Regions from separate parts of the Homo sapiens genome. Here region 2 is linked to region 1. A link is a contact called in ENCODE Hi-C or POLR2A ChIA-PET data. All regions are on one chromosome and are shown on one strand. The core of a region is the stretch at or near the end of the contact, and the rest is flanking DNA. Distances in the headings are between cores, read along the strand shown. Region 1 overlaps CACNA1C (calcium voltage-gated channel subunit alpha1 C). Region 2 overlaps CACNA1C (calcium voltage-gated channel subunit alpha1 C).

Region 1 (5,184 bases), core at 618-3,117:
GACTAAAAAGTAGAGCTATTATTCTGGGTGGCTTGTCGTCATCTCCACTGAGAGCAGAACAAACCCCTAAAGCATGTGGAATTTCCATTACAGACAAAAAAGAATTATTGGACAGTGAGGGTCATTAGACAATGGAATGAGTGCCCAAGGCTACAGCACTGGCATCACCACAATGATCAAGTCAGGAGGGCCGGCTGGGGTTGGGAGGTCACTGGATTAGAGATGGATGACCAGGGCTCCATTGGCTCAGTGGGTATTTAACGCATGGCCTTGGAGGAGGTGCCAGTCTCTCTCCACTTCAGCTACAGCGTAGGCCATCACCCAGTTTGTCCCCCTGAGTAGTTGCTATGAAGATCAAATGAGATCATGGATGTAAAAGTGTTCAGTGAACCATAAATTGCTACCCAGATATCAGCTGTCATCAACCACACCCACAATCCTGACTAAAGGTCTCGGGATGGAGAGAGGGTCTTGGCCTGTGCCCTTCAGGATTCGGTGCTGTGCGTGCAACCTGGGAGTTTCTGCCCTGTTAATAAGCTGAGTGCTCCCAACTCCAGGTGCTGGGAGGTGAACGGCCCAGGGTTGGAAATGTCTCTTCCTGGAGTGCTCAGTGCTGATGCTGGCCAGGTGGAGCACAGAAGACAAATGAACTCCGCAGATACTGACTGGGTGGGCTCTGTGAGGCACTGTCCATGCCTCAGGGAGATGGACTGATGCATCCTTGTCCTTGAGGAATCTAAAGAGAAGGCAAGGCAGGCCGGGTGCAGTGGCTCACGCCTGTAATCCCAGCACTCTGGGAGGCCGAGGCAGGTGGATCACGAGGTCAGGAGATCGAGACCATCCTGGCTAACACGGTGAAACCCCGTCTCCACTGAAAATACAAAAAATTAGCCAGGCGTGGTGGCGGGCGCCTGTAGTCTCAGCTACTCGAGAGACTGAGGCAGGAGAATGGTGTGAACCCGGGAGGCGGAGCTTGAGGCAGGAGAATCGCGTGAACCTGGGAGGCGGCGCTTGCAATGAGCCAGGATCGCGCCACTGCACTCCAGCCTGGGCAACAGAGTGAGACTCCATCTCAAAAAAAAAAAAAAAAGAGAGAAGGCAAGGCAGATGTCACTGATTCGGAGCCACCGGCCGAGTGAGCCCTAGACTAGATTTTAGGCCTGGCCTCACCTTGGACAGGTCACGTGAGTCCCCTGAATCCCAGGTGCAATAAACAGGGAACAATCATCACCTCTGTGTGCCCACTTCACAGAGCTAATGTGAGGGTTGGGGGTGACGAACTGCAGAGGAGTACCAGCAGGAATAACAGCAAACATTTACCTGGCATCTGCTCTGTGCCACACACTGTTTAAACCTTTTACAATCAGAGGGCAACAAACTTTTTCTGTAAAGGGTCAGGTAGTAAATATTTTAGGATTTTATTTTAGGATTTGTAGGACAGACAGTCTCTGTCACAATTACTCATCTCTGCTGCTGCTGCAGAGAAACAGTCACAGACAAGACATAAATGGATACGTGTGGCTATGTTCTGATACCATTTTATTTACAAAAGCAGATGGCAGGCCGGATGTGGCCTGTTCGCCAGTTCACCAACTCCTGCTTTGCATACTTCCCCTCACCATGACCCAGTGAAGTATACGTCACTTCATACTCACTTTACAGATGAGAAAAGTGAGGCCCAGTCACATGAATTAACTTGCTCAATGTCAGAGAGCTGTTAAGTGGCAGGCTTGGGATTTGAAGAAAGGCAGTCTGGCCCCAGAGTCCTTACCTCCTTACCTCTCTACTGACAGCCTATTCAGAACGCTAGAAATGAAACGTGACAACCACTACATCAAACTGAGGTGCCAGTCAAGCATGGCCATAATAATAGCCAACATTTCCTGAGGGCCTATTTTACGCCAGGCACGGTGCCAGGTGCTTCCCAGATGCAACCTTCATAGCAGCTCTGTGAGAACAGGACTATCGTGATGCTCATTGTACAGAGGGAGAAACAGAGGCTGAGGGTTACCATAACTTGCTCAAGGTCCCAGAGTCAGCAAGTATTAGAGCCATAATAGAACCTAAGTCCGTCACCGCCAAGGTTGGCATTGCCCCTCCACACCGTGAGGCCCTCTTGCCAGGAGGCAACATCCGCTCCTGTCTTTCGGTTACTTCTTTCCAGAGTAAAGGTAGACACTGTTCTCTTCGAGAGTTTATACCACTGCGGCTTTGAACACGGGAGCGTGATGCACTGCCTTGGGGATGATCACCCCCAGGAAGACAGGAAGGCTCACTTCTCTGCCCCAGTTGCAGCCATCGCCTCTCCAGCACCGACTCCTGTCTGTCCTGCACACCACTCAACACAGAGCATCTGCCAGTTTCTACAGCACTGCAGGCAGAACACTCACTTGCAGGCTGCTAACTAAAAATACTGGAAAATGGAGCCCAGTGAGGCGGCCTCGGTTCCTTCACAATGGAAAGGGATGATCCCGTGGGTCCTTGGCCCGGTGCAGAGAAATGTTCCCTGGAAGGACAGCACGGAGATTCCCAGCATCCAACTCTGGTTCCTGGACTCATCTCCTCCTCCCCTTAACTGGTCAGGAGCTGAGCATGAAAGAGACACTGCTCACTGGTTATATTTATAGAGCAGAGTCCAGCAGCCAGGAAGTGGACATTATGGGAATGTACAGTGTAAACACAGCATAGGAGAGGAGATTCTTAATTACTTTGCAATGGACATTTGAGCCAAACCTTCCTAGGTTAGCTAAGTTGTGTGTGGTGTTACTGTTTCTCCAATGAACACACACACACATATATACATAGAACTTAATTTTAAGTTAAAAAAAGTTTGAGTGGAAAAAGATGCCCACGATTCAGCTCAATTTTAGAAATAACTAATTATATTTGAGAATGGGAGAGAAGAGTTCTTTCTGGCTTACAAAGGTTCTCAGCCACCTGTCCCCCCTCTGCAGTGGCCACAGCACCTTTTCTCCTTTCCATGTACTGTTTCTTGCTTTGTTCCTAAAATTCAAGTTGTCTTCCCCTCCCTTGGAGAATAAAGAGAAAGGAGCAGGTGAGAACGAGACTAAGTGGAGGTGACAGAGAATGAAAAGAGGAAGCACAAAGAGGCTCGGCAAGAATCCAGAATTTTAGAAGGAAAAAGAACAAGTGATTAAAGACCTAGAAGGTTTCAGCAAAAGTTTCCTTTTGTCCCTTTGCAAAATCTTGCCATCGTCCATAGGGAACTGAGGAGGGACCAGGAAGTCTAGATTTCGCCGTGGCTGCCCACCAGGAAGGTCAGGAAGCCTGAAACTCAGCCATGGGGACAAAGTGCCCACCAGGCGGATGAAGTCTGCAGTCACATTGCCGTGTTAAACTGGGACACTCCATCACAAAATGGCATGGTCGATTTCTCCCAGCCTAGAAAGCTGTGAGGAATTTCCCCACGAAGGTTATATCTCATTTTGTCACATGCAAATTTAGCTAATTAAAACCCACCCGGAAAAGGAGTTCAAGGACAAGAGAGCATCAGACTTATAGGAAAAACAGACCCTGCGGCATTGACAGGGCAGAGAGGGTGCAGGAAATCAAAGAGTGACCTCACAGGAAAAGGCGAGGGTGCTCCCAACTTCCATGCAATGCACTGTGACCATATAGAGAGAGCAAGGTTATAACAGGCCATCCCCGCTGCCCAAAGAAAATGTCCTGCCTATTTTTAAGACAAGAATAAAGGATAATCAGGGTGAAAACTGGAAAAAAATTCCAGAATGAATTGAAGGAAGCTACAGATTTGCAGGAGTCAAAGGGAAGAAGGAAGGAAGCTGATTTAGCCTTTCTTACTTTATAGTCTTAGCTTAAGTTTTTCAAAATTTTAATTCTACCTATCGGGGAGTTATTGCAGGCATGTGTAGGCATGTGTGTGCATGGGGGAAGAACGGCCTGGAAGGGGATGGAGAAGTGGGGAGACAGGGATGCAGCCGCTATGCATGAAGCGTCAGCCCAGGGAACTGGCCTCCTTGAAGACAGGAGATTACAGTTCTTGGATGGGTCATGACATCACCCCTCACCCCCAACCTTGGCCAATGTGCCAGCAGGTTTCTCCATGCCCAGGCAGCGGTGTGGACCAGGAGAAAAGCTTCCTTGCTGGGACCTATAAAAGAACAGGTTAGGACAGAGCGTAGCAGTTAAGAGCACACACACACCATGCTGGCTGGGTTCTCACCACAGCCCCCACACTCGCGACTCACGGGACCTGACGACCTACCCTCGGTGTGCCTCAGTTTTCTCATCTATACAAAGGGGACAACAACGGTATGAATTGCACAGAGTCGTCATGGGTCCAGCAGTTACAGGAGTGCCTATTACACAGGAAGCACTGTGTAAGTGTTAGCTGCTATTACTCAGAAACACGTTTCAGGCAGGGAGGCATGGCTCAGTGGGATAAGGAAAGCCTGAGATTCAGGATCCTGTTCACTCCGGGAGCCACCATCTAAAAGGCCTTACTACAGCCTCCTATTCAGCAGATTACTTTCCTGCTCAGAATTCAGCCTCGGCCCCCGATCTACAGAATTGGGTCCACTCTCATCTGCTGGGCAGCAAGGTCTCCAGCATCTGCATCCCCTGCCCAGCTCTGCCGAGCCTGCCCCACTGCAGTTGTCCTGCCACAGCACTGACTGTGGGCACTGTTCACCTTAACTGTCCCCACGCCATGCCCTGTGCTGTTTGCTGCCGGCACCATCTTCTCTTGCTCTGTTTGCTTGCCCTTCCTCCTGCCACCCTAACGGCAGGTGCTTTGTGGTGACTCTGAACAGGGGGCCTGGTTCTATGTCCATCCCACCATGGGTGTACCACGCACAAAGTTAGGGTACTGAGGTTTCACTCCAACTAAGCAACAACATGCAGGTAGTGCTCACTGTGTGCAGGGCCTTCTAGAGCTCCACGGTCCCTTATTGGAAACCCTTGGGGCCAAATGCATTTCAGAATTCAGAATGTGTCAGGTAAAGTCATTTGCATATCTACTGTATGTAATAGCACAGCAGGGTGAAGGGCCCCAGAAGCCAACGTATTTCTGCAGTAAATCATATGAATATTCACTCTAAGCAGGTTAAATAAGACTGCAACTACCCTTGTGTCAGTTTAGGACAACTCTGCCCCAGATGAATTCAGGAAAGGCCAGATTTTGCTGTCAAAGGGATAATAAAT
Region 2 (4,624 bases), core at 336-2,835, 36 kb before region 1:
CCAGAACTACTGCAAAGCAGCTGGGTGCTGGGCCATCAGGCCCTGTTACCTGTGACATCTTCCCACAGGGTCCTTACTGTGCAGAGCCTGTAGACACTGGCCCTTCCTATCTGGCTTCCTGCCTAAGGCATATTTTCACCCGCTCGCTCCACTTTCAAGTATTATGTTCTAGGAATACTAGCCACTAAGACATCTTCTCAAATTCCTTATTAAATAGGCCAGAGCCTAGGATAATTAAGGTTCTTGCTTCCTACTCCCTTTTAATGCAAACAACCAAACCTGTTTCCCAGGCCTCAGCAAGCTTTGACATTAACTCTAAATGGAAGGTCAAGCAGGCCAGTCTTGTTTCAAAGCTCTTTGCAAAGAAAAAGGACAACTGAAAACAGAACCGGCCAGGTATAAATGACGAGTATTTAGCTCTTGGTAACTCTGTTCATTCTAATAACTCTGGCAGTCATCCATAATTCACACGAGGCAACATCCCTTTAAACAGCTGAGTGAAGAAAACAGGCGACAGGACTAGGAGACCTTCATTTTTAGTTAGAGTTCATCCCCTGGGAAATGTCCCTGGGCCTCAAACTCCCTGACTATAACATGAGGGCTCGCCTAAACGAAATGGCCTGAAAAGCTGTGCAGTTTGAAGAATCCCTATCTTCAGTGGAAAACGGCTGAACTTTACCATCCATGTGGTATTCCTTGCACATATAACGTAAATTCCTAATAAAACACTCCCTTCCACTGCCGCCCAAAAAGCCGCTGGGTAGGTGCGCACCAGCCTCTCTCGAATGAGCACGTTAGCAACAGGTTGAGAAAAAGAGTAGAAATACCGTCAGATAAGAACATGGGGTTTGGAGACCAGGGAACGGTGGAAGGGAGCCTAGGAACGTCGAAAGTAAGTCTCGTCCATCACTCTGCTTTGAGTGATTCCAGCTCTGCGGCACAGCAGAGTCCTCTCATTGAAAGTCAACCCGTCTGGGATGAGGAGGTGTTTAAGGAGAGTTTAAGAACAGAGCTCCTAAGTTCCAAAAGCTCCTGAGTTGTAGCCGGCACAGGCTATGGGCAAGGAAGGAAGGCTGCCATTTCCTCCACTACCTGGGCTCTCCCTGCAGCCCTACGTCACCTTCACAAGTGGTTCCAGCCAGTGGTATGTTGTTAAATGTTTTAGCAACTGGCTTTTAGGAGAGGGGGAAGGAAAGCTCTGGGTGTAGCATATGCCAGTTTTTGTGGTGTAAATGTTCCCACTACTGCCCATTTCAAGTTATCAATGTGATGACATTGAATGCCCAGTGTAAAGGGTTGAGTTCAGTCAGCAATCATGAGCCCTTCCCACCCGCTTGACCCAAGGAAGAGGAAATTCCTGCTAGGTAACACGCAGGGATGGAATGGAGAGAAACAGAGTGTTTCTACAGAGGGAGCAAGGTGTGAGTGACAGGCTGCCGTCAGCACTTAGCGGCCCGTCCCTCCTCCCAGAGAGCAGGAGAGATGCCAGGCACCACTGGAAGCCAACCCAGGATCTGCAGAACGGCCCTACCCCAGGCCCCGCTCACTGAAGGGCATCGCCCACCAGAGGGCAGGCTGGAGAAATGAAAGGAGACACATGGCCCTGGCCCATTCTGTGGCTACCAGGAAGGTAACAAGGAGGAGGCTTCAGGCTCTAAGGAAAATGAAGTTTGGGGATCACTGGTAGAAGTTAATTATCCTTGCTTCCCCTTGGAGCAGCGGGCATCCCTTCCCTGCAGACTCACACTGGAACAAGGCTGAAATGAGAGCCGCCTGCCTGCAGCTTAGGGGCAGAAGTGTCTCGTCCAACTGCCACTCAGTCAGGAAACTGAACAAAGCAGGACCCCATAGAGTGCACAGGCCGGAATTATGGTAAATTACAAAGCAATGATAATCATTTACATGTGTGCGTGTCTGCCAGTGTATGCCTCACTTTCACAGACCTTTTTTCTTTTTAATTCTGATCCTGGGAGGCAGACAGAACAGTGAGCTCTCTCCCTAAAGAGTTGACAGCATAGAAGCGGGCAGTATGCCCGCCTGGAGGGCTGTTCTGTGCTGCGCCTGGGTCCTGTTCTGCACCCTCCTCCCCCAGCCCCTCACTGTCTCTTCCTTTCAGTGGCTCTTCTCATTCATTCCATCTTGGCAGCAGCCGCTTGTGTAACTAAAACCGCAAGAAACTTTGTTTGGCTTCGAATTCAGAAGAAATTCCAGTAACTCACTTCCCACTACCAAAAAAAAAAAAAAAAATCTAGAGGTCTGTTCTAGAGAATTCAGCTTTTTCCGTGGGTAAAATATTCACAAAAAAATGCTCCCTCTCCCCAGCTTACCCCACTCCCCCGCTGAAGCCCCAACATCTGAAAGACATCGGCCCCTCACTCATGCAGCCCGGCAGAGCCTCAGCACTTCCTGAGGGCCAGGGACGAGCTAGGGGGATGGCGGGTTCCTGTTTCGTGGCTGGAGCCAAGCAAGTTAAGAGTTGTTGAAAGACGTGCTTGGCTGGTCTCTCTCCTCACCCGGGTATACTGCTGTTTTGTTTTCAGTGGACAAGGAAGCCAGGGATGAGATCTCTGAGCATCCAGCTCCCGGATCTTGGAAAAAGGCATAGCCAAGGCCCTCCTTACTCCTCCCCACCAGCCATATCTAATATCTGCTAACATCCTTGCAAGCAGCTTCATGCCTGCATGAATGAAGCACAAGTAGCTGCTGCTAACTCAGGAGGAAGGACTTTACTCTGCATGTCCTAGGCCCTTTCTATTGAAAGTGGGGCCCAGGATTCGGACCAGACGGCAGCATCCTCTGGGAGCTTGTTCCAAATGCATCATCTTGGATCCCCATCCTGGATCTCCCGAATCAGCACTGCATTTTCACAGGATTCCCTGGCACTGTCTTTAGACCATGTGCCAATAAACATTTCAGTGTAATAGACACGTATTGGGTACCTGCTGTGTACCGGGCACTGTGCTGGGTGCTAAGGTGATAAAATTCTGAAAGTGGAATCCCTAATCCAGTGAGTATACAGGACAGACTGGCTCGTGGCAATAATGCCCTGTCCCTGCAGGCTGAGTGTGGATATAGAGTAAGGGGTCCATGGTCTTCCCTCATGGAGGTGAAGGCTCTAATTTGTCCAGCCCAACCTTGTGACTTCAGATGCTTCCATACCCTGCATTTTCAGTAGAATTCTGTGACTGATATTGGTTTGCTACCCAAAGTCTCCCCTGAAAAAGGTAAGATACTTTGTCAGCCTCCCTTGCAGCCAGTTGTAGCTAGTTAATTGGATTGTGTCACTAAGAGTAAGGAGAAGTAGCCTTGCACCTTGCTACTCAAAATGCAGTTTCCAGCCACACTGACACACTCTGGCAGCTTGATCAAAATGTGGAATTTCAGGCTCTACCCAAGATCTACTACATCCAAACCTATATTTTAACAAGATTCCCAGGGGATCCTTGTGTAGATTAAATTCAAGAAGTACTATGCTAGGGACTTCTGGGAAAGCCTCTGTTTTATGTAAAAAAAAAAAAAAGGGCCAGAGTGTTATTGGCTCCACTCCTTCCTGGTTCCACCTGCCTTGAATGGGGGTGTGATGCCTGGAGCCCCATTGACAACCATCTTGCAACCATAAGGAAATCAGCTTGAATATGAAAAGCCAACAGACTTAGTATAAGGAAGTGGAAAGAGAGAAAGAGCCTTGGTTCTCAGTGGCATCTTGAGCTGCTGAACCAATTCAGAGTCCTTAAGTATCCTGTTACTTGAAGTCGAGAACATTCCTAACTTACATGTACTCTCTGTTCTTTAAATGAGCACAGGTCTTGAGGTGGCTGATCAAGCCTGAAGAAAGCTAAAGATTCTGCTGAGACCTGCCGCAGCCAGACTGCAGGTCTCCTTTTCTCTGGCAGGAGGCGGGTGCGCTGTACCTGACCACTCATTCAGCAGGCACAGCTGACTCTGATCCCATGAGCTGTGAGGGAAGGAGTGGTTTTGGTGACCTCCTCCTAAGGTCATTGTCTCAGACAAAGCTTTCCAGGCCTACAGGGGAGCCTGAGTTTTCTTCCGGGTGTTGACTTGGAACTCAGTTTCCATAAAGCTGCTGTTCCTGTCTCACTCCTGTGAGAGGCTCCCTAAGTCTTCCCTATTGAGAGGGAAATCCGGGCGTTCAGCCCTGTCTGCCAAGAGTGTGCTAGGGCTGTCTAGTGCCTTTGGGCTCACAGGACTCTCCTTACTTTGGGGATAGGAAAGAAGAAGAGGGAGGAAGCAGGAGAAATTGGATGTACCCTAATCCAGCCTCTAAAATGTCAAGTCCTGCGAAGTCCCCCAAATTCCAGGAATGTCACCCCCTGTGTTCCCTCCCTCCAGAATCTCCAATCGGTAGTTTGGCTTTGGGAACAGAAGCTCTGGATTGGTTCTGAAATAATAATCATTATAAAATTAGGTAAATCCCCCTAGGTTCTTCTAAAGGAAGGAAGATAAGGAATGAGGGAGGGAAGAAGGCAGGCAAATTATGTATGGCAAAAAAAGAGAAGATTCATAAACACATAGTATAGGAACTATCCAAAATGAAGGACATAGAAAAAAAAGAATTAAATAAAATGAAAGTGCCAGTGATCTGTTCGACAATGTCAAGCAGCCT

The links. A loop is a pair of places that touch in the nucleus more often than their neighbours do. ChIA-PET counts read pairs that join two places held with the same protein, here RNA polymerase II (POLR2A). Pooled maps may share reads with other maps.
Region 2: a loop to region 1 is called in a map of IMR-90, with 3 times the contacts of the local background. The contact joins two enhancer-like sites. A Hi-C loop is called at or near these places in 3 of 168 maps with a recorded cell type or tissue (IMR-90, OCI-LY7 and heart right ventricle), 2 of 37 single-sample maps with no recorded cell type and 7 of 50 pooled maps. POLR2A ChIA-PET finds 5 or more read pairs at or near these places in 8 of 52 experiments (A673, AG04449, AG04450 and 5 more).

What each region holds. Positions count from the first base shown.
Region 1 is chr12:2,245,679-2,250,862 of GRCh38, reverse strand. The region is part of intron 3 of CACNA1C (calcium voltage-gated channel subunit alpha1 C); the gene reads right to left. Among named protein-coding and RNA genes, the nearest start is that of CACNA1C-IT3, 22 kb to the left of the region's middle. Within about 2 kb of position 1,867, at least 7 of the 41 ENCODE cell types and tissues checked have a DNase peak (open chromatin) inside an H3K27ac peak, as active enhancers do; they include IMR-90 and heart right ventricle, where a contact is called at or near this core.
Region 2 is chr12:2,281,917-2,286,540 of GRCh38, reverse strand. All of the region lies in intron 3 of CACNA1C (calcium voltage-gated channel subunit alpha1 C), which reads right to left. All of the region lies in intron 1 of CACNA1C-IT3 (CACNA1C intronic transcript 3), which reads right to left. Among named protein-coding and RNA genes, the nearest start is that of CACNA1C-IT3, 14 kb to the right of the region's middle. Within about 2 kb of position 1,585, at least 19 of the 41 ENCODE cell types and tissues checked have a DNase peak (open chromatin) inside an H3K27ac peak, as active enhancers do; they include IMR-90 and heart right ventricle, where a contact is called at or near this core.